Linked DNA regions of Mus musculus: regions 2 and 3 are each linked to region 1. A link is a contact called in ENCODE POLR2A ChIA-PET data. All regions are on one chromosome and are shown on one strand. Each heading gives the region's core, a stretch centred on a gene start or an enhancer-like site at or near the end of the contact. The rest is flanking DNA. Distances are from core to core; before and after follow the strand shown. Region 1 holds the start of H4f16 (H4 histone 16). Region 2 overlaps Rerg (RAS-like, estrogen-regulated, growth-inhibitor). Region 3 holds the start of Atf7ip (activating transcription factor 7 interacting protein).

Region 1 (2,767 bases), core at 200-2,699:
GGTTATATATTCTAAGTCAATGTGTATGGAAACCTCTGGTGCAGTTTTGGGGAAGAAAGCTCTAGAATATCTTCTGTAAACCATCTTAAATGTATGTTTATGGAAAGGTCTCTTTGCTTTCTTTTTGCTTTTCTCTCTTTTTTTTGTGTGTGTTGTTGTTGATTGTTTGTTTGTTTGTTGACACACAGTTTTACAAATTTGAATAAGTATTCTGGCAGCAGCTTTCATTTTGGTAAGAATTCTGAAGAGCAAGGGATTTAAAATCATGAGGTAAAATTCAATGATTAAGGCTTCTTCCCCCTCCAGCTATCCTAGAGCTCAATCTCTAAGAGACAGGGAGGGGACAAACAAATGAAATGCTGTTTGAGTTGTGGAACTAATGGGAATTGTAAAGTACTACAAACTAAACGCATTTATCCTGCTGCCTTTTTCTTTTTTTTTAAGATTTATTTATTTATTATATGTAAGTACACTGTAGCTATCTTCAGACACACCAGAAGAGGGCATCAGTTCTCATTACAGGTGGTTGTGAGCCACCATGTGGTTGCTGGAATTTGAACTCAGGACCTTCAGAAGAGCAGTCAGTGCTCTTCACCACTGAGCCATCTCTCCAGCCCAAAACCTGCTGTCTTTAAAAACGAAACAAACTTAAGGACAGTCCTGTTATTCGGAGTCATGCTTTTGACTTCTGGTACTTTACAAGCTATTTGAGTGGGGAGGAGGGGAAATGTATTTGAGTCTGTCTAGCCTAGGCTGGCCCCAGCTCTTGGCAATCCTGCCTCAGCCTCCGGAGAGCCTAAATTACAGATGTGAGTCACCAGGTCTCTTTTAAACGCAAGCAACAAGGACCTCGGATCTAAATGACAAGTTACAATAGTTCAGCTAAGTAACTATAGGAACAATTGGCTGAAAAGCGAATACCAATGTGTTTGCAATGCAGGAGCAGAAAATCCATACACTGCAGAAACAGTTGAAACCAAATAGGAAGTGGGAACTAGCATAATTTTCTTATCGTGGCCACAAAAGAAAGGCACTAAAACACTTCTATCCCCTCAAAAGACTCTCTCGTGAAAATGTAAACTGCTTCGGTATAAGACCTAGTAAGCTAGATTTCTATTGCTAGCTTCTTTTCATTTTCACATTAAAGTTGTGTAAAAACAAGCATGCTGCTTAGAAAATACCGAATCAGCGTGCACTGAAGATAACAAGCATGATGCGCCGTTTTTATTTGTGCTAAAAAAAAAAAAGAGGAGAAATAGATTGTTACCTTATATTATTTAAACTTTCAAATGTGCTAGGGTTCCTGGAATTTGGAGAGGGAACCGAAAGGGTTTTATGGTTCTTGGGAGACAGCAGAGCACAAAGAGCCAGGGGGTGGAGTCTAGAGCTCCGCCCACTCCTTGCTGTTTTCAATCAGGTCCGCTCCCAGGAAATATAAGCTCTTGCTCGGCGGCGGATTACTGTAGTTTCTCCTGTCTCTTTATTAGGTTGTTTACTAATATGTCAGGACGAGGAAAAGGCGGCAAGGGTCTGGGGAAAGGTGGCGCCAAGCGACACCGCAAGGTTCTCCGCGACAACATCCAGGGCATTACCAAGCCCGCTATCCGGCGGTTGGCTCGGCGTGGCGGCGTGAAGCGCATCTCGGGTCTCATCTACGAGGAGACTCGCGGTGTCCTCAAGGTTTTCCTTGAGAATGTGATCCGCGACGCCGTCACCTACACCGAGCACGCCAAGCGCAAGACGGTTACGGCTATGGACGTGGTGTACGCGCTCAAGCGCCAGGGCCGCACTCTGTACGGCTTCGGCGGCTAAGCGAGCCCTCCTGTGCCTAGGCCGTTCCCTTGGCCGGCTTCCCCCATCCACAAAGGCCCTTTTCAGGGCCCACAAAGCATCAGAAAGGAGCTGTGGACATTTGTAGTTCTCACTAGTTATGAGCGTCTCATTACTTTTTGTATTTGGTATGCTTTGTCTTGTATGCAAATTGAGCTGCCTGGGTGCACTTTTTCATTGGAGGACTTGGGCTGGTGGCCCCGCCTACCGCCTGGGACCTGCTCAGAATGCTTGCGGAGTGGTCTGCGTGAATGAGTTTTTTTAGGTGTCTGTTGAGTTGACAGCCCCAGAGTGCTAGGGTGCAGCCTCTGCGGACGCTCTAAAAAGGGGAAAAAAGCTCCTGTAGAGACAGTGGACCTGAATGAGGGCAGGTGTGGAGGCTTGGAACCCCACAATAAAGTCACCCTGTAGCTTAAACTTGGCTTTCTCAGCTGTAGCTGTTTCTCTGCCTTAAGCACGTGGGTTTGGGGGAAGAGGAGCACTCGGATGTCTACCATTTAGTTCAGGCTGGTATAAGTCTTTCGGTGGTCCTTCTGTTTCAGCTTCCACAGACCATATGTGTCTCATTTAAGTCTTCAGAGTAGGTTAGTCACAGCCCTTGCTGCTCCTTCAAAGTACTTGTATTCGATGCTCCATACCCAGATGGGTTTAACTCTGGATCCAGGAAGTCGCTTCCTTAGGCCCCTGGACTCAGGTCTGCTTACCGGCTTTCTGTACACATTACTCAAAACGGTAGTTTTGTTTTTCAGATCTCTAGGTTTTTACATCTGATGTTTACGGGTCTTCTCACTGGCTGAAGAAATAGGAGACTGTTCCTACAGTTCCTGGAGCAGGAACCTGGCATTTCATTAAGATATGGTTATCTCGTGTTCAATGCTTTCTGTGTGGCAGAAACTTGGTGCGGTCTTTCAGCAGATTTATTTTAAGTGTTGATAGT
Region 2 (2,767 bases), core at 183-2,682, 330 kb before region 1:
ACTAACTAAACTTGTGACCTTAGTGAACGATGAGATCCATCTACATGGATATTTACTGCCCATCTTTCAGATGCTTCCTGATGTGTTTATAAAAAGATAAGGAGATATAAGATATGTTCTATGGGGGTGTGGTGAGGTATGGTAGAAGGGGTTAACTCAGTGGGCCCATGCCAAGGCATCTTGTCCCCCTGAGGGACCAGCCACACGATGGTATAGTATAGAATAGAGGTTATTCAGGGCATGGGGAGAGGAGATAAGAGGGTAGTAGAGGCAGCAAAATCAGATAGAAGGAGAGAGTAGAGAAGTAGAGGCTGGCCATGACCACGTGGAGAGATGGGGGAAGGGAATGGGGAGAGAGGGGGAGCAAGGAGCCAAGAGGCAAGAAAGCAAGAGTAAGAGAGTAAGAGGAGGGGGCAAGCAGCCCGTTTTATAGTAGACCAGGCCTACCTGGCTGTTGTCAAGTAACTGTGGGGTGGAGCTTAGACAGAATGCTAACACTTCCTGTTTAGGGACCCAGTCCAGTTCTGCTCCGGTACTGGATAACCAGAGCATGGTGATCTCCGTTCTTATTCTCCAGGCCCTCATTAAGCTGCTATTTATATATTTTGTGACAGTGCAGAGATCACTATGCAGTCTTATAAAACTATACATAAGATTCACTTCTGTGGAATTCACTTCATACTACTCAATAAAACGCATCAGTGTATTCAGTTTCCCAGTAGAAGACAGTCAAATGGTCACGAAAGAGCAGTGAATATTCATTAGCCTCATTTGCATACGTGCTGGAATCGGGAATTCCAGTTTAAAGTGGGGGCAGCTTAGCAATAGCATTTGTGACCTTGGACCTGGCGAACCTGCTGGCTTCCAGTGCAGTGCCACTTGGTCTGCGCTGGCTGTAGTTGTGTGGGTGTAGCCAGCATCTGCTTTAGTTTGGGGCTACATTTACTTGAGGGCACATCGTAAGCTTTACTCTCCCCCAAGAAGAGTGTCTTACGTACTGTTCAGTATTGCGCCTGATCTTATTTGTTGTCTCGAGAGCTGGCTCCACCACCTCTCAAAGGTCAGTTTTTAGCAGTCTATTTTTACCTCTCCTCTCTTCAACAAGTGATGTCCGTCCCAGCTCCCAAGTTGGCCTCGGATGGTGGAAAAGCTCCCCAGGGCTGAGACTGGATTAGTGAGAGCTGACCCAGACAGTCTAACTATCTCCGTGGGGATCTTAATTGAAACCAATCTCTCTCTTCGTGCTAATGTTTTCCTAATAGGAAGAAAAGGAGGACGCCAGAGCCAGTGTCCAGCCCCGCGTCCATTTTCTGCTCAGCGGTGAAGTTAACAGGAGCCTTTCCTGAGTACTATGTACTGGCTGGGAATCTTTAGACTGTCCCCAGGGCCATCCACTTGTCTCAGCTGCTCCATTAATCTCTGGGAAATCCCCAGCGCTGCAACTGTCACTGTGTAATTAAATGCTTTGTTATTTTCTGCATGGCCCTGTACTTTGGCAGCATATTTTTATTAAGAGCGGGGCCTGTTATTTGTCATTTGCCCCATATGGCTGTGCAGTAACTGCTTCGTGATATCTCTGCTGTGCTCATTTCTTCTGAACTAAGCAGTTTTCTCTTCTCTCTTTCCTTCTGCTTTTGTTCTTCCTTCTATTCATTTATACATGCACACACATACATACATACATACACACATAAACACACAGAGAGATAGACACACACATACACATACAGACACACACACACAGACACACTGATACACACAAACAGGCACACATACAGACATACCCAGACATATACACAGAAATACAGTTTGTACAAGCACACATACACACGCATACAGACACACACAGAGACACACACACATGTTTTGTTTTGTTTTGTTTGGTTTGGTTTGGTTTGGTTTGGTGTTTGGTTTGGTTTGGTTTGGTTTGTTTGGTTTGGTTTGGTTTGGTTTGGTGGGATGCCATTCTGTGCAGCCCCTGCTGACCTAGAACTCATTCTGTAAACCAGGCTGGCTTTGAACTCACAGAGATCTGCCTTTGCCTTCTGAGTGCTGGCTTCAAGGTGTATACACACCTTTACTGTGCACGATACTGAGTGTCGTAAGGATGTGCACAATACAGTCTATGATGTACTTGGAACGTGCCTTTTCTTTTTATATTTTCTTGCTCATCTTTCTTACTCAGAGCCAGATCCCCTAAGGCATTAGGTCAGCATCAACTGGTTTCTTCTTGTTTTTCCTTCTAATCTCCTCCGAGAAGGAAATGAAATTCGAAACATTAGCGTTAAATATGCTGTCATGTGACCATTACCTATAAGGTTAATCTTTAAATTGAGCACATGACCCCCAAATATCCAGATACCAAACTGTAGAAAATTCTGAATAAGGAAAACAAGAACTATTTAACTTCCTGATGTTGTTATTGTCTTAGTAATTTCTTAACCGTCATAACAAAGGCCATGTATCCCTATAGTGAGGAAAGAGTTTAAAGCCAGTATTTTTACCTGGAAGAAAAAATTTTCCTGTGGCCTTCAGTCACTGCTTAAAGACAGTGCAGCTGCTTCCAGGCAGCTCCTTGGCAGACTTTTGTCACACAATGCCTTTCTTACTTTGGTGGGAGGTGTGGGTGCCTAGAAGCAAATGGCCTACTCTGAATTAAGGACAGGCTCTGCTCTACTCCCCACAGAGAAGCTTTCCCACCTATATTGTCCATTGATCCTCAAGCTTGGAGGGGACTTTGCGATTATGTTAGAACCACACCCCAGGC
Region 3 (2,767 bases), core at 187-2,686, 290 kb after region 1:
CGACATTATAACAGCACTTAATTTGACAACAGACTGATTTAAACTTGGGTTACATAAGCAACCAAAAAAGCAACTATACATATGAATGACAGATGTTTATGAAAACACAAGTTTTTAGACTAGTAAGAAACAACGGGTAGAATAAGAAAATTATATTAAATTATACGTATACTGACCCAATGTGCTACATACAACTGACCTAATTGTGCTACATACAACTGAAATTTAGTGGCATCACAACTTTAATCAGTAGCACACCCATAGTTATTTTAAGAAACTAAAACCAGGACATATACACCTAAAACATATTTAAAGTGTACATTATACACATATACTACAGTGCACATATTTTTTTCAAAAACTCAAAATGTTTAATTGATTCCCTTAAATAAGGACCTCAATAGAACTTGTAATATTTGTAAAATTCTTCATCAAAAAATGATATAATAGCTTATACGTCATCCCAAAATAATGAGAAATCGTGTTCACTAATTTTCTTTAACATTTCTCTAACTGAAGAAACAGTAAAACTAAAAACATGAAAGACTCAAGTGTTTGGATTAAAACTTCATTGACTTTGGATGAAATGTTCCTTTTTAAAAAAAAAAATAATAAAGATGTAATACCTGAGAAAATTGAGATTTCAACTTAACTTGTACATCCTTTTCTTGTCCTCTCAAACAAATCAAAAATAAAAGTTTCTATTTTGTAAACATTGCACATCCAAAAGCGAACCGGTAAAAACAGGGTTAAAAATGTATTTACAAAAGTGCAGCTGAAGTAAATGCACTTCCCCCGAGAGCACCACTAGGTGCCGATCTTATCTCCCTAAATGGAACGCGAATCCAGAAATACCTAACTAAACGCGAAATTATAATCGAGAACCACAAGAGGCAATTTGTACCAAAATATCAAGTCTGCACCGGTGAAACCGTGAGAGAAATAAAGGATTTTAAGGTGCGGGTAGGTGTAAGACACGAGAGAAACGTTTTCCTCGGAAAATGTGAAAAGAAGAAGCACGAGACGAAACCCCCTCGAGAATGAGAAAATTAAATCTAGAACCCAAATGGCGTCCAACAAGAACATTAGCTCTTGAAAATGAATATTGCGCCTGCGCAGCCACCGCCCGGCCAGCTGCTCAACTGCAGCTAGAGCCCGACCCCACGCGATCACGTGCTCCCATGCAGCGCCCGCCCGCAGCTTCGCAACCGCGCAGGCGCACACTCAACTCCCGCAGCCGCCATAATGCGGTCTTGACTCTTCCGAAATACAATAGTCATTTCTCCGACAGTGGTTAGAACAGCCCCTGGCACTCGCGTATACCTTCGGGGGCGGGAGGTGAGAGCCTGGGACCCGAGTTCCTTCCTACGCAGCCGTCCCGTGCAGCCGTCCCGGACGCTGCCGTCTCAGCCGTGCGCTCCACTCGCCGCCACCGCAGATTCAAAAACAAACCCGCTTCTCCCCAGCACGCGCCGGGGCCGTTATGCAAATAGATGGGGGCGGAGCTTCGTGGGCACACTATGTACTCCACCCACTGAGCGATCGGCCAATGAACGTGCGCGATGCCTATTCTCCATGCAAATCTCCTGGTTTTTTATTTGAATGAGGGATTTTTGGCCACGCCTCCTGCCTTGAAATTGTAGCCCGTCTGCGGTGGTGGCGCTGCCGTCTTTTCGATCGCATCCGGAGGTGATTTTTTTTTTTTCCGGTTGGCTCTTTTCTTTTTTATCCTGGAGGTGATTGGGGTTTTTTTTGTTTTTTTTTTAATTTTTTTATTTTTTTTTTTGCATGGAGATTCCTCAGTGGCCACCCCTCCATGAGACTTGAGAAAAAAAAAAGTAGGTGTTTAAAAAGCGAAAAGATTTTTCCATAAGTCTAGAGAACCTAGAGTACGGTAATTTATTCGAAAAAAAAATTTTTTTTAATTTTTATCTTTTTGTTTTGTTTTGTTGATGAAGATTCGTGCAGTTTAACTCAGTCTAGCCATTGAACTTGCCACGTAGCCCACACTGGTCTGGAATTTGAAATCTATCGGCCTCAAACTCTGTCAAAGTGTTACAGGTATCACTTAAAGTTCACTAAGTTAATTGTGTTAATCATCAAGATGTGGAGATGAACATCTTTTGGGGGGATATCCTGTAAGAGAGCAAGCAGTACCAATCATGCCTTCACACCTCATAAATTCACGTGTCGCTTAAATAGAGACAGTAATCACTGTTCCGACAAATTGAGAGAAGCTAGAATGAAGAAAAGATTCTAAATATGTTTTGTAAATCAGTAAGAGCCAGAAAAATAATATTAGGTGGAATCCCTTAAACTTAATTTTCTCCCTTTAAGTATTTGTTCAATAGTAACTTAACCAATCAAAAAGTTAAGTAGCTGTCAGTGCTGAGGAAATCTACACTCCCATGGGCAGCTGTGGCTCAATTCCCAGAAGCACTCAGGGAGATGAGGCAGGTCTTGAGAGAACAAGGACAACCTGGGGCCACATGCTCCCAGATCATCTAGAGCTTGAGACTCTCTCTCCAAAGAAGCTCACAGCTTTCATTATTGTCCTGTACTTGACAATTCAACTAGGACATTAAACAGGCAAACCCAAGGAAATTGAAATTCAAGAAACAACTTCTGGGGTCATAAAATGTGATACAGTGTCCAGGCAAATCTAAGACTTGAAGGCCAGCCTGGTTTACAGATCTAGTTTCAGGATACCCAGGGCTATATAGAGAAACCCTGTTTCCAAAAAAGGGAAAAGGAAAAAGGTAAGTGT

Evidence for each region. ChIA-PET counts read pairs that join two places held with the same protein, here RNA polymerase II (POLR2A).
Region 2: POLR2A ChIA-PET joins it to region 1 with 10 read pairs in embryonic stem cell. The contact joins the enhancer-like site here to the promoter of H4f16 in region 1. POLR2A ChIA-PET finds 5 or more read pairs at or near these places in 2 of 5 experiments (Patski and embryonic stem cell).
Region 3: POLR2A ChIA-PET joins it to region 1 with 37 read pairs in Patski. The contact joins the promoter of Atf7ip here to the promoter of H4f16 in region 1. POLR2A ChIA-PET finds 5 or more read pairs at or near these places in 3 of 5 experiments (Patski and embryonic stem cell).

Annotation. Positions count from the first base shown.
Region 1 is chr6:136,803,113-136,805,879 of GRCm38, reverse strand. It overlaps H4f16 (H4 histone 16), which reads left to right and starts at 1,449. Exons shown (of 1, transcript NM_175652.3): 1 at 1,449-1,887. The coding sequence starts at 1,501. The coding sequence ends at 1,812.
Region 2 is chr6:137,134,321-137,137,087 of GRCm38, reverse strand. The region is part of intron 2 of Rerg (RAS-like, estrogen-regulated, growth-inhibitor); the gene reads left to right. Among named protein-coding and RNA genes, the nearest start is that of Gm38914, 7.0 kb to the left of the region's middle. Within about 2 kb of position 1,432, at least 1 of the 3 ENCODE cell types and tissues checked has a DNase peak (open chromatin) inside an H3K27ac peak, as active enhancers do.
Region 3 is chr6:136,517,520-136,520,286 of GRCm38, reverse strand. It overlaps Atf7ip (activating transcription factor 7 interacting protein), which reads right to left and starts at 1,436. Exons shown (of 15, transcript NM_019426.2): 1 at 1,324-1,436. It overlaps Gm44140 (a long non-coding RNA gene), which reads left to right and starts at 1,534. Exons shown (of 4, transcript XR_001785394.2): 1 at 1,534-1,689; 2 at 1,795-1,838.